Linked DNA regions of Homo sapiens: regions 1 and 3 are each linked to region 2. Evidence: chromatin loops called from intact Hi-C (ENCODE). Cell type or tissue: heart right ventricle. All regions are shown on one strand. Region 1 overlaps TNRC6C (trinucleotide repeat containing adaptor 6C). Region 2 overlaps TNRC6C (trinucleotide repeat containing adaptor 6C). Region 3 overlaps TNRC6C (trinucleotide repeat containing adaptor 6C).

Region 1 (2,500 bases), 55 kb after region 2:
AGACATACAGGGTTGGGTTCCTATGAGCCTCTGCTCACAACATTTTTGTCAACCAATCAATATATAACCTTGTTTTATATGTTTTTCTGTTTCAAGACACCTTATTTAATATTGATATATTAGCCAAGAAGGGTGTAACATTTTTCTGACCCTGGATAATGTGACCATAAATTTATTTGGCTTTCATACTCAAAACAATGCCGTCCACCACACTTCCTAGTCATCATCTCATGAATCCACAAATTTAGCCTCTTTTCCATAGCTCTGTCACATGCCCAGATGTTACTTGAGTACTTTCTGAGCAGCCGCACATACAGGTCAGTGAATTTTTTAGGATGTACCATATCATTGATTCATGATCATTGAACTCAGGGCCAACAGTGCTTTAACTCGTGCCTACATGAAGCTTACTTGACACATATTTCCTCTGTAAGGCGCTTTACTGCCTTCTTGAGCTTAGAAACATGAGACAGCACCTCAGCACCACACAGGGGGACCATTTTAAACACCAGAATCACTACAGAAAGCACAGAAATACGAAAAGCCTGGCAATAAATGGACCACAAAAAGGACACTTCTTTACAACCTGATATCTGAGGCTCAACCTGAACTGGGAACTTGGGCAACTCACATTTTTTTGCCAATCTGCACATGTCCACAAATAACCACAAACAGTGCCCCAATTACTGATTTGGGGGTTACAAATTTTAGCAAGTAGGCCAGCTTTACAAGTACAGAATTCATGAATAATGAGGATAGACTGCAGACTGTCTAATCGTGCACGTGCGACAACGTGTGGTGCAAACTGCCAGGGCGGGACAGAGCAGCGTGTGCTGCAAGAGGTGAATTCTAACTGTGGAGTAGGACAGAGTTAGGGTGGGCCAAACACACACTAGTCATTAAGCCAACAGAGCCGTGAGAACAGAAACAGTGTCTGTTTTGCACAGTATTGTATCCCCCACATCTGGAAGAATACTTGCAGATACAGGACTCGGTGAATGGAGAGGCATGGCCATGAAGTAGGAGAGGATCTTTTGCAGACAGAATAATCGGGAAGGCCCCTGCAAGAAAGCAACCACTGAGCCCACCCGAAATGAGGAAGCAAGTCTTGCAGAAAACTAGGGGAGGGGGTGCATCCCAGGGGAGAGGACAAGCTGAGCCCCTGAGGGCCAGCAGTGGCTGGTGTGGCTGCTGCGGAGAGGATAGAGGGCGGCAGGGCCAGATCACAGACTGCAGGAGCCACGGAAGGGTGCCTGGGGCCAACCCCCATCCCCTTGCCGTGAATCCTTGGCAGCCCCTTGTTGGGCTCAGCCCTAGCAAAGCAAGGGCTCTCTCTGCCCCTGGCTTCCCTGTGTTTGAAGGGGTGGAGGGTCTCCATCCCTCCTTGAGGCCTTAGCTGGTGCCTATCTTGTGCTCAGCACTCACTTGTTTTGTTTACAACATTGCTTCTGTTTGTTGTGCTCCAGGCGCTCTGCTGGAAAAGAAGGTGGACGTGGACAAGCGTGGGCTGGGAGTGACCGACCATAATGGAATGGCCGCCAAGCCCCTCGGCTGCCGCCCGCCAATCTCCAAAGAGTCTTCCGTGGACCGCCCCACCTTTCTTGACAAGGTATGAATATAGGTGGTTTGTTGTTTTTGCTTTTTTAACAAGAGGAGTTTTTCATTTCAACTGTGTCCTTAATACAAGCCAGATTAAAAACTTGCTGGACTATAATACTTAAGTGACTTTTATCCATTTTTTTCTAACATTATGAACATTTAACTCAAAGAAGGGAATGTCGTATTTCATAAGATGTTACTGAGAATGAAAAAGACTGGGATTGAAAACTGATTTTCATATTTATTGTGTGAACTTGGCTGGTTATCTGCTTCAATTTGTCCAATGGGCAAGGGTCATCAAATTTCCATTTTACTATCTCATTTTAAAAACACAGATCTTCCCTTTGGAAATTACGTGTTAGATGTTTATCCTCAGGAAAAGGGATTGGAAGTGGTGGGGCTTGGGCACCCATCTCTGGCTGGCCCTTGTCAGTTGGCCACATGAGTGACCACAGCTGGCATCTGTGGAAAACGCCCTGAATGTTTAGCCAGTCCGGTCACAGCTCAGCCCCCAGTGTTGTCATGTAATGATGTCCCCATGCCAGACTGGTGTGACTGCAAAGCGGAGAAAAGCATTGCACTAAATTCAATGCAAATGTCGAGCCTTGAAAATAAAATTGAAGTAAGGAAGGACACATTAAAAAAAAAAGATCAACAATGGAAGGAGGCTGGGTGCGGTGGCTCACTCCTGTAATCCCAGCACTTTGGGAGGCTGAGGTGGGTGGATCACCTGAGGTCAGGAGATCGAGACCAGCCTGGCCAACATGGTGAAACCCCGTCTCTACTAAAAATACAAGAATTAGCGAGCATGGTGGCACACGCCTGTGAACCCAGCTACTCGGGAGGCTGAGGCAGGAGAATTGCTTGAACCCGGGAGGCGGAGGTTGCAGTAAGCTGAGAT
Region 2 (2,500 bases):
GTCTCGAACTCCTGACCTCGTGATCCGCCCCGCCTCGGCCTCCCAAAGTGCTGGGATTATAGGCGTGAGCCACCATGCCCAGCCGGAACCATGTTTTTTTATATAATACTCAGTATTCACAGTGCCTGGCACAGAATAGGAACCCATTAAATATTTTCTAAATAAGGAGAGGATAGGTGGGGATATTGACATGTTTGGGGGGGTGGAGCAAATGGTAGGCAGATTGCATGGGAAAACAACGAGTTTGAGCCCTTATTTACCGTGCTTTCCTTTTTTTGCAGCACTTTACACCTGGTGAACCATGTATCTTACTTACACATCAAGTTTATTATTGATCCTTTTTCTCTACTAAGATGTGAGCTCCACAGGGCCAGGGATCTCTCTTTTGTTCCTTGATACAGCCCCAGCCTAGAGGAGGCTGAGCTGTAGAAAACCTCTGTATTTATTGAATGAGTGAGTACTGTCTCTATAAACTAGAAATCCAGGCCATAGATTGAGAGAAGCTGGATGGCATCAGGATTCCAGAGTGCAGGAAAAGTTTTAAGCAGTTACAAGAGGGGGGTTTTGGCAGTCCATGTTAGGTTAGTAAGAGGAATTCTTGGTGGCAGCAGGTGCTTATGCTAGTGTTAGTAGGTAACAGAGCTCATTGCTGTTTCTGAGACTACATGTGGCAGTGTCAGGCGGTCTGGAAATGACTGAAGGTTGGGATGATACAGAAGTATGGATAGCAAGCATAGTGAAAGGAAGGAAGGTCGGGGGCCTCGGCTGTTACAGATGACGATATTGAAGTGACTGAGCATGATGAGACTCAAGCCAACTAAAATGGCTAGGAAAGAAGCAGAGAGAATGGGGTTGCAGCCAGGACTTGAAAAGGCTCAGACCCTAGCAAGGGTAGACTGGAGGCTAACGAGGCTGGGTCAGCAAGGCAAGTTCCTTCTGTCTTGGTATCTTAGAGATGACAATGTAGTAGAAAAGTCTGAAAAGGAGCTCTTTCAAAATCAAGTTCTCCAAAGTCTGAAGGGACAGCAGCCTGAACTTTGTGTCCATACTGTAGCCTGTCATTTTAGAAAAAGCAAAATGTGGGAATCTCTCTATTTGGCCCTGTTATGACAACACTACCTGAAAATTTTAGCTGAAAGCAGAAAATCCTTGGAAAGAAAATTGTTTTAAAAGACTGTTGCTTTCTTATATAAAGAGTTACCATCTACCTTTTCACCAGCAGATGTCACCCTCATTTAAAAAACAAAAGGCAAAAGCTTACTAGGCAAAGAGTAACCAAAATTTCCATCTTGCTGAAAGTTTTTTAAAATTATATATGTAGTTATTAAATGGTTGCTATCTTAATATTTCTTAAATAAAACAAATGATTTGTTGAAAAATCATAAAGAAACTAAAGTTCCCATTGCCTTCCTGTATTCTCCTGCTGCATGAAAATGCTGATATGCAAAAGGGTAGGTTCCCATGTGAGTCCTTATCTGTGAGGTATGGCCCTAGAGTCAGGTCTTTTTGAAGAAGGGGAATGTCAAGATTGCTTTGATGCCCTGGTTTTTTAGACAGTAATAGACCCATAAGTGAGGATCTGAAAAGAGTTTATGGCTAGACAAAAAAAGAAAATGCCCATTTAATTTATCTGTGTTACAAGAATAGATCCAGATTTTGAGATCTTCCACTTATCCCTTCAGATTATTAAGTGGCTGCTTGATTCAAAGATCCAAAAATTACTGGCTTAAGTCAGAAGGTTTATCACTGCATAATATAAAAGAGACCCAGAGGTGTACAGCTCAACTGGGTCAGAATTCCGCATTCCTCTGTCTGTTGCTTTGCTGAGTGAGGCTTCTCTTCCCTTTTCTTAGGGTCCAGGATGACCTGTAGACTACCAGCCATAGCATTAGCATTGCAAGCTGGAAATATCACTGTGAGAACAAGTACGTGGGTAAACTGAGTGTGCCATGCTTGCATTATACTCCGGGACCCTTGGTCTTTTTATTAATTGAATACATGCTTTGTGGCATTTTTTTCTGTTTGTAAAATAATGTGCTAGTACTTTAGTGTAGAGTAAATAGTTGTAAGGGAAATTCTCCCACCTGAAAAAGCTTGTGATCTGTCACAACTTGTAGTTTCTCAATCTCTGTTTCACTTTCAGTCTTTATGAAAACAGGTAATTATTTAGCGGTTTCTGAGAAACTAGCTTAAACTTTATCCTTTCCAATAATACAATGCCATTTCTAGACCAGCACCATTCAAAAGAAATAATGGAAGCCACAAATGTGAGCCACATGAATCATTTTAAATAGGCTAGTTGCATCATCTAAAAAGTAACAGGCGGAATTACTTTTAATAATGTTTAACTTGATATATCCAAAATATCGCCATTTCAATGTGAAAGCAACAGAAAAATTGTTAATGAGGTATTTCTCTTTTTTTTGGTGCTAAGTCTTTAGAATCCAGTATATGTTTTAATACTAAGTACATCTCAATTTAGACCTCAAGGCTCAATAGC
Region 3 (2,500 bases), 66 kb after region 2:
ACTATAATTGCCATGTCATTGTATACCTAGATGCTTACTGAAATTATATACACTAAAAGACCCAGTTAATTATTTCATTCTTTAATGTGGGTATCTGATTTATTTAGCAATCTTAGCCAGCAACTTCATCACCTAGAAAATGACCAGGAATCGGCCGGGCACGGTGGCTCATGCCTATAATCCCAGCATTTTGGGAGGCCCAGGCGGGTGGATCACCTGAGGTCAGGAGTTCGAGATTAGTCTGGCCAACATGGTGAAACCCCGTCTCTACTAAAAATACAAAAATTAGCCGGGCATGATGGCGCATGTCTGTAATCCCAGCTATTCGGGAGGCTGAGGCAGGAGAATCGCTTGAACCTGGAAGGCGGAGGTTGCAGTGAGCCTCGCACCTTTGCACTCCAGCCTGGGCGACAGAGCAAGACTCCGTCTCAAGAAAAAAAAAAAAGAAAATCATGACCAGGAATCATGAAGGAGAAAAAAAAAAAAAAAAGAATGGGAACTCCAAAAGACAGAACCATTGGCATAAAACCTTTGCTAATGAGAGAGTACCTCAGCCCTCAGTCTTTCCCCTTTGCTGTTTTTTAGACACATGTCCAACAAGTTTGAGGTCTGCTTTTCTGTAAGCAGCAGGGGAGGATAGAAGGAAGGAGGGAAGGACGTGTCCCAGAGACACATGCTATGTGTCCTCGCTTTAATGGAAAGCACAGAGCTCTAGACATGAGGTCAGGACCAAGGCTTGGCCCTCAGAGACTGTTTTTTCTTTTTCTTTTTCTTTTTTTTTTTTTTTTGAGACGGCGTCTTGCTAGTCTTGCTCTGTTGCCCAGGCTGGAGTGCAGTGGCACGATCATGGCTCACTGCAGCCTCTGCCTTGTGGGTTCAAGCAATTCTCCTGTCTCAGCCTCCCGAGTAGCTGGGATTACAGGCGCCCGCCACCACGCCCAGCTAATTTTTGTATTTTTAGTAGAGACAGGGTTTCACCATGTTGGTCAGGCTGCTGGTCTCCAACTCCTTACCTCAGGTGATCCTCCCGCCTCAGACTCCCAAAGTGCTGGGATTACAGGCGTGAGCCACTGCGCCTGGCCAGAGACTGTTTTTCCATCTGTCAGAAGGGAGGTGGTGCTGTAGTGAGGAATCGCTGTGGGGAGGCAGTGCACATGTGCAGTCCTATTGCTTTCAGTCCTGCCCGCCGGAGACCACTGACCTCCAAAGGAAAGGAGACAGCTCTGAAAACAGGCACTCATAGAAAAAGCATGCAGGTTTAGAGCTGTTACTGTAGAGGAAGATCGCTTTCTGCCACTAGATGACGCTGCAGGCATTGCTGCAGCCCTGACACAGAGCTGATTATCTTACTGATGTGCTAGAATCTTTTAGTTATACAGTAAGTTTTTATTGACCTCTATAGTGTGAAAGACATCAAGAAAATGTTGAATTACCAATAGGGTGTTCTAATTTTAAAACAATGTATTCTGTTCTTAAATTTTTTTCCAGAAAAATTGGAAAAATAAAGTTTCAGTGCTTCCATAAGGTTAAGTTTTAGGCCTATAAGGATTCACTTAAGTGGGGTATTTTATTCCTCCATGATTACAGATGAAGGAGGCATTTCTAATAGTATAATCTCCACCTTTATTTGGATTCTACTTTGATGAGTCTTGCCAAAAATGTCCCTAAAATTCATGTTGTAAGAAAAAAAATCATGATATTCAACCAACATTTCAAAACAGTCAAATGACCAAAGCTTCTATGTCAGTGTACAGAAGAATATCATCATAACTTTAACCAACTTTGTAGATGACAAGTTTGTGTGACAAAAGTGCCCACAAATCTGCATTTCAGGTTCTCTCTTAGCTTTCATTCCCATGATGTTAGGGAGATAACCACGTTGTTTAACACACATTATTATTGAATGATTTGGGACAGTTACTACCAGTGTTTCACATTGTCTGGGCTGTCCTGGACTTCAGTCTCCATCATTATAGAATAGGTTGGTTTTTTGTTTTTTTTTTTTAAGTTTCAGTTTGTATGAATCAAGCAGAAGAATTTTGATTTCTTCATTAAATGAAAAATATTTGCTGACCAACATCATCACCAACACTAAACAGGTATTGACTCTGTGATTTTTTTTAGTTCTGCGCACTAAAAAAGTGGATAAGACATTAATCTTTTAAAAGTGCTCTGTGCCTCCAGAATATGTGTCAGCCATGGCTGGGCGCCGTGGCTCATGCCTGTAATCCCAGCACTTTGGGAGGCTGAGGCAGGCAGATCACGAAGTCAGTAGTTTGAGACCAGCCTGGCCAACATAATGAAACCCCGTCTCTACTAAAAATACAAAAATTAGCTGGGCGTGGTGGCACACGACTGCAATCCCAGCTACTCGGGAGGCTGAGGCAGGAGAATTGCTTGAACCCGGGAGGCAGAGGTGGCAGTGAGCTGAGATCACGCCATTACACTCCAGCCTGGATGACAGAGCGAGACTCCATCTAAAAAAAAAAAAAAAAAAAAA

The links. Peaks named below come from ENCODE experiments on the same cell type or tissue, not always from the same donor. Only the 100,000 strongest peaks of a DNase experiment are listed, where the experiment ranks them.
Region 1: a loop joins it to region 2, with 2.4 times the contacts of the local background. A loop is called at or near these places in 31 of 110 quality-filtered maps.
Region 3: it touches region 2 in a loop (2.1-fold over the local background); 34 of 110 quality-filtered maps call a loop at or near these places.

What each region holds. Positions count from the first base shown.
Region 1 is chr17:78,073,670-78,076,169 of GRCh38, forward strand. TNRC6C (trinucleotide repeat containing adaptor 6C) reads left to right here. Exons shown (of 23, transcript NM_001142640.2): 10 at 1,467-1,609. Among named protein-coding and RNA genes, the nearest start is that of TMC6, 54 kb to the right of the region's middle. In heart right ventricle, no CTCF peak of the experiment used is centred here; no DNase peak of the experiment used is centred here.
Region 2 is chr17:78,018,345-78,020,844 of GRCh38, forward strand. The region is part of intron 3 of TNRC6C (trinucleotide repeat containing adaptor 6C); the gene reads left to right. Among named protein-coding and RNA genes, the nearest start is that of TNRC6C, 61 kb to the left of the region's middle. In heart right ventricle, a CTCF peak has its summit at 1,217 (motif pointing right); no DNase peak of the experiment used is centred here; H3K27ac peaks cover 1,040 bases.
Region 3 is chr17:78,083,850-78,086,349 of GRCh38, forward strand. All of the region lies in intron 13 of TNRC6C (trinucleotide repeat containing adaptor 6C), which reads left to right. Among named protein-coding and RNA genes, the nearest start is that of TMC6, 44 kb to the right of the region's middle. In heart right ventricle, a CTCF peak has its summit at 1,301 (motif pointing right); a DNase peak (open chromatin) is centred at 1,212; H3K27ac peaks cover 1,208 bases.